Linked DNA regions of Mus musculus: region 1 is linked to region 2. A link is a loop called in an ENCODE intact Hi-C map of the cell type or tissue named here. Cell type or tissue: left cerebral cortex. All regions are shown on one strand. Each heading gives the region's core, and the rest is flanking DNA. Links, peaks and the distances in the headings are about the cores only.

Evidence for each region. A loop is a pair of places that touch in the nucleus more often than their neighbours do. Peaks named below come from ENCODE experiments on the same cell type or tissue, not always from the same donor. Only the 100,000 strongest peaks of a DNase experiment are listed, where the experiment ranks them.
Region 1: it touches region 2 in a loop (10-fold over the local background); 1 of 42 quality-filtered maps calls a loop at or near these places.

What each region holds. Positions count from the first base shown.
Region 1 is chr2:78,865,761-78,873,858 of GRCm38, reverse strand. It overlaps Ube2e3 (ubiquitin-conjugating enzyme E2E 3), which reads right to left and starts at 4,812. Exons shown (of 6, transcript NM_009454.2): 1 at 4,454-4,812; 2 at 3,181-3,402; 3 at 1,387-1,437. The coding sequence starts at 3,374. In left cerebral cortex, for the core only: a CTCF peak has its summit at 4,646 (motif pointing right); DNase peaks (open chromatin) are centred at 3,262, 3,821, 4,668, 5,256 and 2 more places; H3K4me3 peaks cover 3,884 bases; H3K27ac peaks cover 2,982 bases.
Region 2 is chr2:78,652,097-78,660,194 of GRCm38, reverse strand. No RefSeq gene overlaps it. Among named protein-coding and RNA genes, the nearest start is that of Gm39865, 95 kb to the left of the region's middle. In left cerebral cortex, for the core only: no CTCF peak of the experiment used is centred there; DNase peaks (open chromatin) are centred at 3,224 and 4,564.

The sequences.
Region 1 (8,098 bases), core at 1,701-6,700, 210 kb before region 2:
TATATGTTGTGAATTAAGTTATTCTTTCAGAGAGCAAACAACTTGACCTTCTTAAATGAACACAGATTCCACAGACCATTTAGGAGGGTGAACAGAAATACCTCAACTTACTTATTTTAAAAGCAACAAAGATATAACATTAGTCATTCATAATTAGTTGTAAATTTCCTAACTAAAAAAAGTGAAAGCAATTTTAATTTTATTTTTATTCTATTAAACATAGCCACAATATAATCACTTCAACATATAAAAGCAGACTTTTATGCTCTGCTAAGCTTTTAAAATCCGGTGCATATATCACACTTTTAGCATGTCATTTTGAACTAGCCACAAGTAAAGCCATCAATGACTACATGTGGCTAGTGGCTGCTGTATTGGATAGCATAGCTCAGAAGTTATTACTTTAAGGTTAGACATATCGACTTTTAATAAGCAAACTATTAATTCATTGAAAAATGCAAAATCACATCACCTTATCAACAGATCTGATTAACATACACAGTAAGAGGTCAATGGATCACATTTGTGTTTATAAATGACTTCAAAGATCTGTCTAATCAACACAGAAAACTACAGAACTTGTAGCAGAAATGGATTAAACACTGAGGAATTTCCCCACCAAAAGGTAGCATCACTTCAACTGTACCAGCAACTCATAGTTTGCAAATTATTTGAATTTATCTCTAAATCTTACTCATTTCATAAGCCATATAATCAAAAATTTAAAAAGTAACATATATGATAAAACAAACAAAAAATTGCACTAACTAGCTACTTGGGTTCCAGTGAAATTCTTTCTACAATTATAACTTACTCAGTACTTACTAAGAATTTTCAAGTAATTAGGACAACTGCTTAAAACATAAATAATTCCAACAATGCATCCTCCAGAAAACAACTGAAACCAATCGTTTAGCACATAAAATTTACCCTTCAGGCAAGTTACTGAATAAATCAAAAAGAACCGACGATACTCTTGTTTACTGCAGTTACATTTTCTAACACTGCATTTAGCAATTTCTAGATTTGGAAGGTCAGTTCAGATTGCACACAACAGTTCTTTAAGGATGAAAATTTTAGAAATCACTGAAATCTGTGTTGCAAACCAAACTGCCCTACAGACACACAGGCAAAACCAGCCCCATCGCACTGGTCTCAGAAGCACACAATCCTGTACTCAGACGCTCACGATGTGGACATGCTAGCGTGTCGTTTCTCCCCTTTTTATTTAGTTAGTGCACTTTTAGTCTGTGCACTTCAGAAGATAAAAGGAAGAAACACATGAAGCCAGCTCTTTGGGCTGCACATATATTCAGGCAAGATCATTCATCTCAAATCATTATTTTCCCACAACTCACAATCCGAACAACAAAATTTGTTTCTTACCTGCAGTTAGGAGGAGGATCAAGGGTTATCTCTGCTAGCTCCTTCTGAATTCTGTTAGTGAAATGAGAACAAACAAAAAGGATCTGAGGTAGTCTACAGAATAAGCGGGGAATCACACTGCCCTCTACCACCATGCAGTTAAATGCAAGGCTGGCTTTGCCTTCAGTAATGCTAACATGGCTGCTTCCTCTTTGTTCTCAGAGGCATAACCCAAATCCCTTAGCACAAACTTTGCAGCTCTTTTTCTCACGCACAAGTGTAAGTAAGTGTGCCATTCACACCTGATTTGGGAAATAGCCCCTTCTGACTGCTCAGTGAAGGATAGACAATCTATTTAAAAACATTTTTTACCAAAGAAATTCTCTTTTCAAGCTTATATGCAAATGAGACAAAAGGGGAGGAGGGAAAACAGCAGAGAATTTGACAATGACTTCAAGTCACTTTTTACTGAGCTAAAAATTAATAGACTGCTACAAGAGCACATTAATGGTTCTGGCAATATTTTAGCTGCCAGAAAAGTTTAAAATGTATAAATATCTCTGCCAATGAAAATTTCAAACTGGAAGTCAACAGAAGTCATATGAGCTATGAGTGTCTTCTCTGATTTTAGATACACCTTTAAGGGTCAATAAACCTGCAGTAGGGAAGACAGATAAATATGTAGGCTGAAGTATAAGCAAAAGTCAACTGGCTGGTTTTCTTCAAATTCAGGGCATTTTTCAAAACTGAGAGCGTGCTTAATACGTTCCTCCAGGAGAGTGCAACAAACTGGACACTTCAGATTATTTCAAAGGCTGTTCCTGGTTAATAAAATACTCTAAAGCTGCTAGCACTTCAGCGATGGTTTAGATCCAGACAAAAAGTTTGAATCACAATAAAAATGTAACATATGATCAGTCTTTACATTTTTCTTCCTCCATTTATGTCCAATAAAAACCAATGAAACACCTGTCCTGGGTAAGGCAGGCACATTTCACCTTAATCACTAGTTTCTCTAGGTATCCCAACACTGCTACCACTTGGAGCCCCATTGACAGGATCTGTTCAGTCACCACAGAAAATAGAAGTCAACAGAGAAGAACTGATCTCTCACTTGGACTCAGAAATGTTCCCCCTGTTGTTAACCTGCCAAGCTCATCCACAATGCTGGAGCTACGCAGAGGAAGGCCGAGGGTGTTTTCAGTCACTGGGTGACACCTAAACTGTAACAGCTACTTCCGAGTTGTATCTGCCCTCACGAGGAGGTGGGATAGCAGTAACTCACTCAGTCACACCTGTGCCACATGATTTAAAGTCCTCTTCTTACAGATTGTAAGCCAATTTAAAGCACACATTAAGAACTGCTTCCCACTAGAGCCAAGCCTGGAGTTTACCAATTTTCTGGTAAATATTGTTATTTCTGACAATTCCGTTTTCTGGAGAGAAGCTCTGCTGATCTCTAGAACTGTCAACTTCACTCACACATGACTCACAGAAGGAAACCTCTCCTACAAGCCATTTCACTGGGACTCACCAGATTTCCCTTGCCAAGCCCTTCATCTGTCAGAATGAGTGCCCAGCTCTTCTTGAGGCCATCCTCGAGTCACCACAGCACAGAACAAAGTCTGCTGGCTTTAGAGTCGATAGTTGCAGGGAAACTGCGTGGCTATACCACACACAGAATGACAGCCCACTCAAGTTCACATACGTTTGATGGAGAACTATTTCTGAACTATTGCCACTGAAGTTAAGCCAGCAAAAGCCACCAATGGGAAGGGGACCTGACCGTGTGAGTCCTCCCCTTGTAGACATTACCTTTTAGCACTAGTGGATAACTTAGCAGTCGTTTTGCTAGAGAGTTTGGTGTTTTTCTTCTGCTGGGTGGCAGAAGGTTTTCTTTCTTCCTGTTCCTCGGGCTCTGGAGCGGCAGGGTCTCGCTGATCTGCATCTGAACTGCCACTGCTGGTGCTAGGGCTCTCATCATCCGACCTTTGCCTGTCACTGGACATCTTGGTGAACTTATCTCTGGGAAAACTTCTAAGGAGAGAAGAGACCCATGGAGAAACATTAGATCTTTAAAAAAAAATAGCAGCATGCACTTCTCAATAAGCACCTTTGAGAGTATTTTATTGAAAAGGATTCGAAAGTCCCTGTACTTAGGGTGCAGCACGTTACAGGGAATCTGATACGTATCATAATTTATAATGCAGGCGTTGAGGGATTTACCAAAATGCAAGTTGGAAAACCCACTCACATTTTTTTCCCATCCCTTGGACAATCTATCAATTGTCTACTTTCTCAGAAGGCATGAAACAGATTTGCCAGGGAACTTGGGCAACGGGCATTAATAACATATGACAACTGTAAATAACAGATCTCGCCGAGAATGTTCAGAAGTCACTAATACCGTCTAAATATTTACAGGCTGACACCGGTCTGAGCGATCAAATCCTCCTTCCCAGAGGAAAAACATACCCCGTTAGTCGCCCATATGCTTATTTACGGTGACGGGGTCCTCCCGTGCGCACCGAAAGCCTTTGAACACAGCACTCGAATTTAAAAAAAAAAAAAAAATCAACTGGCAGCCGCCCCACAGCCGTCCCCACGGCCGGCGGCGAGGATTCACCGGGCCGAGCCCGAGCTGCCACCCGGGGAAGGGCAGGCTCCAAACTGCACCTTCTGCAAAGCTCCCGGTGCCATCGACGTTCCCCGCTCAATTCCTCCCTCACCGACCGACATTTTGTTATTTTAAAAAAAAAAAAAAAAATCCGCAAAGCGGCCAAAACCCCGAGGGCAAAACAAACAAACAAACAAAAGCCCTCCCCCACCCCCCACCCCCAGAAGTGCAACAAATTGGCGCGGCCCGCCCCGGGGCGAGCACTGGGCCACGCAGCTCCGCGGTCCTTTGTGGGGAGGGCCGCGCAGGGGACCGCGCCACTGCGCCCGCCCGCCGGGGGATGCGGGACCCGCCGCCCCGCGCCGCTGACTGACTAGCGCGGCGGACTGAGGAGCGCGGCGCCCGGCGCGAACAAAGCTGCCGCCCCCGCCCCCGCCGCCCCCCACGCGGGCCCCGGCCCCGCCGCCTTACCTCGGCCGCCCGCCCGGCCCGCTCGTGCGCCGCTACGCTGTGGGGGAGGGAGAGCGCCGAGGAACCTTCCTTGAGGAAATGGAGGCAGCCTGGGGGGGGCACCGGGGGGGCGGGAAAAGAAGCCGCCGCCGAGGCTCCGGCCCGGGAGTGTGGAACATCGAAAGTCGCAGGCGGCCGTGCAGTGCCGCGCTGCGGCCGGAGGGTGGCGCCGCCCCGCGCTCCGGGAGCCACGGTGGGGTGGGCGCTCTGCCGGCCGAAGGCGAAGGCGCAGGGACGCGGGAGCCCCCCGCGCGCTCAGCCTCCCGCCGCTGCGCTCGGCTCGGCTCGGCTCGGCTCCTCCCGGTCGCGCAGTCAGCAAGTTCCGAGCGAGCGGGCGGGCGGGGGAGGGGCGGGCGCGGCGGCGCGCGTGCTCGCTGCTTGCCTGGCGGAGGGGGCGCGAGCGGCTCCCGCGCGCCCCCGCGCGAGCGCGCTCCCGCTGCGCCTTCTTTTTTTTTTTTTTTCCGCCGGGTGGGGGGTGGCGGGCGGGGGGTGGCGGAGGTTGGGGAGCTGGGGGGCGGGGGGGCAGATGCGCACGCGTCCGCCCGCGCGCGGCCGGGACAAAGAGCGCGGCGGGGACCGGCGGGCTGGCCCCTGCGCCCTTGGCCGCCGAGCTCGTACTGGAAGAGGAGGACGAGGAGGCGGGGGCGGGGGCGCGGTCTCGCGGGGCCGCGGGTGGCTTCCGGCCTGAGCCCGCCTCCGGGCCGACGCTGCCCAGTGGACTACCCGCCCCTGAGGTTAGGGGCCGGCGGTTACCCCGGGAATCCCGTACCTGAGCGAGAACCCTGGCGCGTGACTGGGGCTTCCCCGGTGCCCCGAGAGGCAGGCGATGAATGGTGTTATTGAGGAGGCCAGGCACGCAGGCAAAGGAAAGCTGCTTCTGGCCCCTCTGAGCTGAAGGAAGTAGCAAGGTAGAGTCCTGGGCTTCTGAGCGAGGTGAATAGGATTTTGAGACCAGGGGACCTACCTCGGCTAATCTCTGGCTCCCGTCCTGCAATGGCGCTGCCAAAAGGGGACTGCCCTCTGGACGCTTTGGAAACTTACAAAATCCCAAACTGTGTTTTAAATGTCCCGCTCAAGATGTAAAAAGTGGAGTGAGGAAGTTTAGGGGCAATAACCCGATGTGTCTGGCGGCGGGCTCTGCTTTGCGAGAGAGAGAGAGAGAGAGAGAGAGAGAGAGAGAGAGAGAGAGAGAGAGAGAGAGAGAGAGAGAGAGAGAGAGAGACCACTTCTGGATAGAGAAGCCATGGAGGGACTGACTCTATATGACACTGTCCTCATTAAAAGTTTTAGATAGGAATCAGGAAGGTTGCTGGTTTACTCCTGCCTTGCTTTTTGCGGAATCTTCCAAGTGGAGTCCAGTTTTGCCCCAAGCACAAAATAGACAGAAGTCCAGAAACTTCCTGTTTGCCGCTCCTGAGACCATGTTCCAGTGATGGAACCTCGAAGGAATTTGTGCATTCCTCTCTCAAGAGTGTTCAGGGCCAGGGGTCCTGGGAGGAGGAGTTCACAGAAGAAACTAGAATGGCGGAGCCATAAGACATGAGCCAATGCTCAAGAGAAAGGAAAATGAAAAGAAGTGAGCCAACATACTATTTTTCCTCCAAATAGAAGAGCTTTGGTAAAAAAAAGAAAAAAAAAATACTCGAAACTATAAATAAGTCACATCTGTAACGTTTCAAAGATACAGATTCAGTGAACTTACACAAGCGAGCTATATCCTGGTATATGCTAAGCACATAAACTGCTTCGTGTGTCCAGAGCCGTCTCCTTACTCCCTCCCCGACAAGAGCTCTGCCAAGTGACTGGAAAGAGACCCCATTATTGACATTCACCTGGATGGGGAGAAGGGTGTTCCAGTTTGAACAGAGTCATGTGTGAAGAGGGATAATGGTCTGTTTGTGGATCAATCCCCCAACACTTCGATTTGACAGAATGAAAGGGAGCAGATGGGCAGGGTCTGAATCAGACATCTCCCAACTTTACATTAAGTAACACTCTTAAGTAACTTTACATTAAGTAACAGACACTGCTTGAGTAGCAGGCAGCCAGTGTTGAGTCTGGGCATTGTTGTGGATGCAGCTTGGCTGTGTGTTAAAAGGTGAGAGGCTCAGGGAAATTCAATACCCTAGAAATAGCCTGAAGGCCCAAAGGCTAATTGTTAACAAAAAGTCCATGAATCTTTGGCGAGTTTGGTTTCATGGAGCCCAGATCGATGGAGTATTTGGGAACTACCAAATTCTTAAGCAGTTGGGAATGCACTTGTTCTGCTCAGTGTGTAGTTGGTCAGAAAGCAAATAGATAAAGACTAAGAAATACTGTATTACAGGAGAAAGAAAATGAGATTGGAGAGTGAGAGCAACTGTGTACAAAGTAGAGAGGTGTCCTGTGCTAGGTCCACAGGACCTAGAGAGGTGTCCAAATATGTGACAACCTTTATGTAATAAAAGTTTCTTTAAAGTTAAACAACTGAGTTATTAATGCAGCTCAGAGTTGTGGTGATGGGCTTGAACCAAGACAAGTTATATTAGACTGAGCCTGGAGGGATCTGTAGGCCTGGAGAAAGTATATACAATAAAGAAAACGTTCTTGGTAAAATATCTGAAAACCATTTGGGGATATATAGCTCAATAAAAAAGTGTTTGCCCACATGCTCATGGGCCTGGATTTGATCCCTAACACAGGGCAAAGGGAAAGCAAGAAAAAGAACTTACTAGGCATGTAACAGGTAGTACTTTCCATGTCGTTAAGCTAGGAAGACCATTGAAAGGATCTGTAAGGTTAGAGAAAGAAGCCTCTGCCACTACAAGACTAAGTACTCAGACACACACACACACACACACACACACACACACACCCATTCAGTTTACTAACGGGGCTGGTCAGGTGCTTTTTCTAGCTGTCCTTCAAAGTACCATGATGTTACCTCCCTGACCCAGGAGCAACTCTTTTTTTTTTTTTTTTTTTTTTTTTTTGGGTTTTTGAGATAGGGTTTCTCTGTATAGCCCTGGCTGTCCTGGAACACACTTTGTTGTGTGTTGACTAGGAGCAACTCTTAAATTATGAACTGTTGGTTTGGGTAAGAGCCAGGTGTGGTGGCGCACACCTTTAATCCCAGCACTTGGGAGGCAAAGGCAGGCAGATTTCTGAGTTCGAGGCCAGCCTGGTCTACAGAGTGAATTCCAGGACAGCCAGGGCTACACAGAGAAACCCTGTCTCGAGAAAGTCCTTCCTCACAAGGCACCCTACTTTGTACTTTTTCTATTTGTTTTTGCAATGTCCATGTTTGAAATTAGAGATCATCATGATGAATAACCACTTCCGGTGATATATAAGTTCAAAGTAATACACATTATCCCCTAAAATACATAGCAGTTCCCCTACAAGATGCCCACAAAGTAGTACCAAGAAGCAGACATCAGCTACATGATGATTGACATCCCCTCCATCCCAACTTCCTTCTGTCGCTTTCCTTGTGTGTCTCTGTCTCTCTCCCTCCCCACCTCCCCTCTCTCTCACTCTCTCACTCACTTTCTCATTAGTATGGGGTCCTGCCAGCCTCTCACAGCCCTAAGAGGATCAGATAGAAGAGCAAAGACACGGAATCAA
Region 2 (8,098 bases), core at 2,076-7,075:
TATGAAGTAACAATGAAATGATTTTATGGTTGGAGGTCACCACACATGAGGAACTGTGTTATGGGGTCACAGCATTAGGAAGCTTGAGAACTACTGCATTTAATAGTATACCAGAAAAAAATTTAAAGTTGATTAAGATGAGAACTTTCTAAATAAATAACAGTTAGTATTATCAGCTTGGAATGGATGTTGAACTAGTTTAATGTAATTTGAGACAGAGTTGTTTAATATTGCATAGCCAATGAAACATAATCCTTGTTTTGTTTTTTCTTTTTCCCCCAAGGGAAAGATTTGCATTTCTAACTAACTAAAAACTGTATAATTTAGCATTTTTTCAGAGTAGAGTTCTAGTCAATAGTAAGTACAACAAAAATATAGCCCATAGAACTAAGGGCTTCTTGAGTGTGTCAGTGAGTGCCAGAAAACACCGAAGAAACAGACCCATCTTATTCTTCTACTTATTTTCAAATTTTGCATATTAACAAAAATATTAATATGAAAACAATGTCTTTAGAAATCTTCATGGGAATGATAGTTTTTAAGACAGTTCTTTCATACAGTGCTAGTGTGATAACTTAGTAGGTAAAGAGCTTGTTGTGTGAGCGTGAGAACTTGAATTTGATCCCTAAAGGACACATGAAATGCTTGCCAATGTGGTACACACTTGAAATCCATCCCTGGGGAGATGGAGACAGGTAGACTTCTGGGGCTTGTTGGCCTGTTCTCCTAGTGACCAACATGTCCTAAAAAGCCAAGGTGGACATCCCCTAAGGTGTTTACTTTTAACCTCCACACACATACATTTACATGATCATGCACAGACACACGCACATATCATGCATGCACAAAATTTGAAAATAATGAAGTACTGTAGTATTTTTTAGAAGTTCTTTGGACATAAGGATCTTATGTTGCAGTTTATGAATGTTAGTGAGAATGTGCCATTCAGAGAATCCATTTCAGTAGATTAACAGAAAATTGAAGACTCGCTATAATTATAAGTTGATCAAAGTAGCAGTCAAATCTGTATGCAGACAATGTGGAGCTGGAGGCTTCCTGTTTTCTGTCAGCAAGGCGACTACCATTTCAGACACTACCCTGCTACCATCTGGCAGACTAAGGCTCTCCAAAAACTAAATGGACTCTTGGTAAAGTCTGGTTTTTGTTGTTGGGATAGGAATTAAATATAAAACTGAAGCGAAGCCCAGCAACAGTATTAGATAAACTCCCTTCTTTCCTCCCTCCCTTCCTCTCTTCTACCTTTTCTCCCTTCATCCTCCTTTCTCCCCTTCCCTTCTTTCTTCCATTTCCCCTGTCTTTCTTGCTATGTTAAGGAGGCAGATTCTCTCTTTCCTGCATAGTGCTGGGGATTGGAACATAAGATGAGGGACGCCAAACTGCTCATTGTTGGGTGAAGTGAGGATAGTTCTATTGGACAAGATAGAGCTCATCATGAGCAGTGAGTCCCAAACAAATCACAACACACAGCAGGTCTCCTGTGGGATCTTTATTGAGAGGGGAAACATAGTCCCTTGAGTGGCTGGCTTTATTAACACCCAATTGTTGTGAAGCCAGAATCTGGCTGTCCATGAATGTGCCTGATTGCCAACAATAACCAAGTCAGAAAATGGAAAACCACAAGAGCAGATATTTCCATAGGAAGAAGCTATGTACAGTGTGAAGTCCTGTTCAAAATGAAAGCTGATATAACAGACAATTCCCAAGCAGGACACACACACATACACACCCCAATGTTGAATGTTGGTATAAAGTTATCTTCCAAATTCCTCTCTAAATATGAGGAAATTCAGTTTAAAAAGCATGGAAGAAGGATGTGGATATTTGTGTATTAGGTGGATATTTGCATATTAGGTTTTAAAGTACATGGCAATCTTATGATAGTGATAAGAATAATATACGGTGACAAGAATAAATGTAAGGTGACCATGCAGGCAAGAGTTCAGCATAAGAAATGAGCTAATAATATTAAAGTCATGTGTTTTACAGTTTTACTTTCTTTTATTATTACTTTACTATTTCTCTTTTCTTGTTTTCTTGCCTCAAGTTTATTTGTGAGAACAGCTTAGGACCCTGGTCATCTACAAACAGTGTGTAGTTAGGCCTGTCACAGCAGTCCTTCTGTCTGCCAGGAGCCTTTTCTATGGGGCATTTACAGGAGACAGGACACCTTTAGGAACCTGAGCTGGAGCTGAAGGGCGTTAGCTGTGGCCTCTGCCTTGGTTTGAACCTTGAGCTTTGGTTGGCAGAGCCTCGGGCCGTGTAACTGTGACTCTGCTTTTCAAGCTTGGGGTGAATGATGAAAGCAAGATGGCTGAGGAATTTAAGCTTGTTGGGCTTGATGGCCTGAGGCTTCACCAGAGTCCTGATGGCCTCTGTGGTGCACCCACTGCCTTTGCCCTGTAGGCCTGCATCTTCTTCAGGCCTTTTTTGTGCTTCTTGGCAAAACAATGTGTTCCTCAGGAACTTGGGGTCAAGGTCAACCCTCTTAAGAGATTCATGTCTTTGTGACCAGGTTTTATGTTTGGTTGGTTGGTTTTTGTTTTTTTGAGACCAGGGTTTCTCTGTACAGCCCTGGATGTTCTGGAACTCACTCTGTAGATCAGGCTGGCCTTGATCTCAAAAATCCACTTGCCTCTGCCTCCCAAGTGCAGGGATCAAAGGTGAGTGCCAGGGTTTCTTGATGCCATTTCTGTGCCATTTGTATGTGACTGGTTGTGTTTGGTGTGCTCCTTGGACTTGGCCATGTCTGCACGGTCAACCATGATTCCCACAACGCCTGGGACCAGAAAAAGAAGAGAAGGCTCTTTTCTATACTTACGTCAGAATCACCAGGTACCATATGAAACCTATTACATAAAAGTTCACGGTTACATGGTAACCATTAATGTGTACAAATTTCACACCTTACAGTCTTATTACATAAATATTAAATAGAATTTTCTTGGATTTACGTATCAAATTAAATTATAATAAGCTAACATAACATAAAACACTTGAAATCTATCATAAAAGGGAACACGCAACAGTTCCCCAATACTCAGAAGATAAGATTGTAGAAGCATTACTTTGTTACACACTGTCCAAATTTTAGGCTCTCTGGCTTTATTTCTTTAGAGAAGATCTGGCAGAGAAACACATGTTTTCAGTTTTGCTCCATGCAAAGATAATCTCCACATTAGAATTCATTATGCGCAATGTATGCAAAATGCAGCGAGCCAACTGACTCACACTTTGGTGTCATGCAAATAAAACCTAAACACAAGAAAGTGTAACATCTAGTAAAATGTGCATGAAGCCACAAAGGCTAAGATAAGAAAATGGATAGCTAAAAAAAGCAATTAGCACATTTACTGAGGGCAACCAGCAGGATTTGGAGATGAGCCATATAAATATAATCTGCTTTTGGCTAAAAGTAATGTTCTATTGGCAAACAGGGGTTCACATTTGCAGGGAAGGTTCTGTATCTGATTAAAAAATGAAAGTGAAAGTTTGTATGAAGATAGATAGAAAAAGACAGCTCTACAAATGTGCCAAAATATGATCTTCTAGTAAAGAAAAAAAATAGGAATGTATATCCTGACTTTCAGACGTTTAAAATGACACGTGTCCTCTTTTAATATTTAGAAAATATTATCCAATCATTCAGCATTTAATAATTTAGATAAGAGACAGGTTTTCTCATAAAAACATAAAGATCGATCATCCTTTCCCTAAATGGTGCCAGGCAGAATATGTGTGTGTAGTTATTTATTGATCTTTTATTCTAAGCTTGGACGTTAGGCTTCTTTTAATCAATGCATCCACAATCGATTTGACTGTTTTGTCCAAGTGACAAATTAGAATTGATTAGGAAACCCGCAGAGCTCAGAGGCTGAGGTCTCTGACGGTAACTGCTATCATGTAGGCAGTGATTACATATAACTAAATGTGTTTGGATTGCTGAGATATAAAACCTATCATGAAATAGAGGATGACTGCTCAAGATTGCATTCTGGAGTGGGGCAAGACAGCCGGGATGGGGGGCCAATGAAGGGTGGTGTGGCTTTCTAAGCATAAGAAAGTCATTCAAAAGAACACTGGGCAAAGACAGTATCTTACACAAAACCAAAAAGGCGTCAGGTTTGTTTCTTTTCCTTGAATGTTTCTGGGTTTATGTTTCTTGCCTCCTTTGATAATAATTAAACATGATCACAGCCAAATAACACCACAGAACACATAGAAAAAAAATCCATAGCCATCCCAGAAACTAAGCTATTACTCTTCATTATATGTCTCTTTGCATGAATAACTGATTGCAGATAAATGCTTTTTAATAGACTCAAGGGGCAAAGGTCAGCAAGCCCCAGTGTTACTCGGAAGCCAGTTTGCAAACACACAGACCTGCTCTTTTTTCTGCATAACAAGCCCTAATCTGCTCAGAGCAAACCCACTGAACCCTTTTTGTTCCACATTCCATCTGACAGACATTGCAGTGACCATATGTATCTTTAGTTGAAACCAAAATACATTTTACACATTACTCAACATTTGGCAGCACACCCAGGAAACATTTGTTGTGCATACCCATCTGCCCCTGGCATGCCAGTGAAGGGCAACTGACTCATGTGATCTTTTCAGTCATCTAAGAGGCAGAAAGAAGTGTTGGACCAACACTTCCTGCAGCATAGTAACAATAAAGTGAATAAGCTGTCTCTAGCCGGTATCAGGTAGCACGGGTATCAGGTGCTGTATGACTGCAAATGGAAAAGGCTCATGGTGGGCTTTCCTTTCTGTATTTTGTTTTAATTGACATGGGAGCATATCCAAATGTTTGTTGTTGACGTGTATTTACATGTAGCAGTGTGCAATCTGTGAGCTTTGTGTGGATCGTGACAGCTGGTAATTCATTTCTAGTTTATTAATATTCCCTAGTATACTCTTTGAAATTATTTGTTCACGAGTAATTGAGGATTTGATAACATTCCCAACTTATCTCTGTGTAGTCAATAGGACCCTGAGTTTTAGACTTCCGAGGACTTAGCTGTGTAACCTGCACAAAGGATTTCACCAGCCTGTCCAATGAGCTTCATTAATGAGCACCTCTTAGGGTTACTGAGAAAGCGGAATATCGTAAGCCATGGGAATATAGTTAGCACAATGTCTGTAGGTGTTTGATAAATGTAACCTGTTGTGGTTCGTCCTGTCCATCGCCTAAGTTTTTATTAGAAAATTTGAATTTATAAGAATTAGAGAGGATGAAAGGCATCAAAATGGAAATAGTCAAAAGTGTTCAAATCTGTGAAAATGGAACATCACAGCACTTTCAGTGATGTTACTAGCAGAAGAGAACACATAGCTGGAAATAAATTTCAAAAGCAATTACTAACAGAACATAATCAGGAATTTAAAATATCCTATAAATGGTCAGACTCTAATCCAATCAATTATGGCTTTAAGCTTTAAATACATCATAGATAGTCTGTACTAAGATTTAATTATAAGGCAGTTTTCTGCTGAAATAATGCCCCTAACAGCCTCCTACATCCTACTTTTTATACCTCCAGATTTTAAAACCTGGAAGAATAGAGCATTATAAATATAACTCTGGATGTACCAAACAGCGAAGAAGACATAAGCCACGGGAGTCTCAGGATTATATGAAACAAAATGAAGAAATGCAATTAAAATAATATTATTTTATATTGAATATTGATTTCAGAATTCATTGGGTAGTTGTATATTGTGTTTCCAGAGCAATCCAGAAAGTAGACCTAAATTATGTTATGTGTAAGAAACTCTCAAAACATCGTCAAAGTGTTCCTAAAGAAAAAGGGTCAATTTACTGATATGTTTAAATGCACACTACAAACGTCAAGATTTCAGGAGACAGAATGAGAAGAAGAGCCCCTTTCTGAAAGAAATGTGGCCAAGCCTGACAAAAGCAGCCTACCATTGTGGATGGCAGTACATCTAAGGTCTCTGAGGTTGACTCTGTCAGGCCCAATGTCACTGGTCACTCTAGCAGGTGTCAGACGGTCCAAAGGGTGCGCATTCCGAAGCTGTTTGCACATCAGGTTGTTGAATGCTAGCCTGTATTCGTCTTTACTCATCCATCTCCTGCTCACGGGGACAACATTAGCTTCAGAATTCACCTTTCCATTTTCCTGGGGAACCCCGATGCTTACAGAAGTAAAATGCCAGTCTCTCATGCTAGGGGACACTGCTTTTCAAAGGGTGAGTTTCACGTTGTTGTGTGCCTCCCTGTGGTGTTTGCAGCTTCTTAGACATCAAGATGTTTAAAGGAAAAGAACAAAGTGTTGAGCTGAGAAAATTGCAAGGCACAGTTCCTCCCGGTAAAAGAGAAAGAGGCGGGGGCGCAGGGGTTGAAAAGCAAAATCGATCAGTGTGTTTCTGGCAAATATACAAAATGATAATCAGAGCCATATCAAGTTCAAGGGTCTTGTGGTCTTTAAATAATTGTGTTATTTTTCAGTGAATGGTCATCTTATCCCACAGATTAGTATAACCTACCCTAAAGTGTGACATAGAAAAGGCAAGGATCTGACTTAACAAATCAGTCAGGTAACACCCAGCTCTTGCTGACCAGTGAAGAGTATTTGCTTGACAAATTCAGCAGTTATTCATATCCGTCTCTATATGCTCTTTACTTGCGTTCTTACCAGGATTCACTGCAGTGAGCCCCCTGAAGCAAACACTTACGTTGAAAACAAAAGATAAAATAGAAACAAATTCTTTCTGGTTTTCCATCCTGAGCTCGTTATTTTTTCAAAACATTGTTAGCCTAAAATAACCCGTCTAATCTTCAAATGTAGAACCTACAAATAAGACTGTCTGTTTTAGCTTTTGGGATGGGAAAGTACATTTCACCTCATAGTTTTATAGACAATAATGCTTTTTATCAAGGTAACTGTAAGTGGGTAGTTCTGACAGATTCATAGACATTAAACATTTATTGCTATAAAGATGTATTTACTCTTACACAACCTCCTCGGGAGGAGTGAGGATGCTGGTGTGAACATCTGGGTGGATGCCCAAGTCACCGTAGGTCACAGTCTTTCACTTAGGAAATGCTTAGGTTTCCCAAATACCACTAATCCTCAAGCTTGTTTAACATCATAAAATGTGTATTCCATTGCAAATAATACACTATAACTCTAAAGAGGAAGTACAGACCATGTGGTTTAACTTGACCCAAGGATAAAGGTTACCGAGGTTTGTAGAGTTTAATCTGAAAGCTGTTTGGAATATTGATGTTTTTCTTCTCCTACCTTGTGTCACACAGATGAAACCACAAGTAGAACGCTGGTTTGCTATAAAGGTGATTTTTCCAAGAAAGATAGAGGAGCTTATATATTACTAACTGATAATTTCTAAATGTAAAGTTATGCAAGTTCAGGCATTAGTAATTTAGTAATTAAAATCAGCTCGGAGGAAAAACAAACACTTGGGTGTAGCCAGATTTGCTGTTGGACCATTATTACTTCCATATTGGCTTAGGTTAGATCTTGCAACTCGGAGACTCAGATCTTATTGGAAGTACTATGCCAGTAGTTTATTTTCAAAACCACTCATGAGGCACCAATGAGGAAACGTAGGATGCTATCACATAATGCGGTAATAACCAGGCTGCCACTATGGGCAACCATGACTCACACCATTTAGATAAATTTCAGTTTTGTATCTGAGATGAGAGGCTGGAGGTTTCTATCATTGGTTATGGGGCGGCTCCTAAGATGTTTGTCATCTGGTGCCTCTGCTCTCCCTTTCTTTTGCCTGTACTTACCCCCCCCCCCAAAAAAAAGTCCTGATAGTTATGGATCATGTATGCACAATTACAATATACACACATGTATATAATAAGATTCCTAGGCATCAAACCTTGGATTGTACCTTATACTCTATTTCTATTTACAAATTCAGTGGAATATATTGGTTTCAATTCAAGAAATCTCAATGATACCTGTTCAACTTTAACTCAGAACCTCTTTTGTGTCTCCCCTATCCTCTCTGTATTTTGTTTCGGCAAGCATTCATTTATACCCCTAGAACACATTTGTGGATTATCTTTGTAATCAAT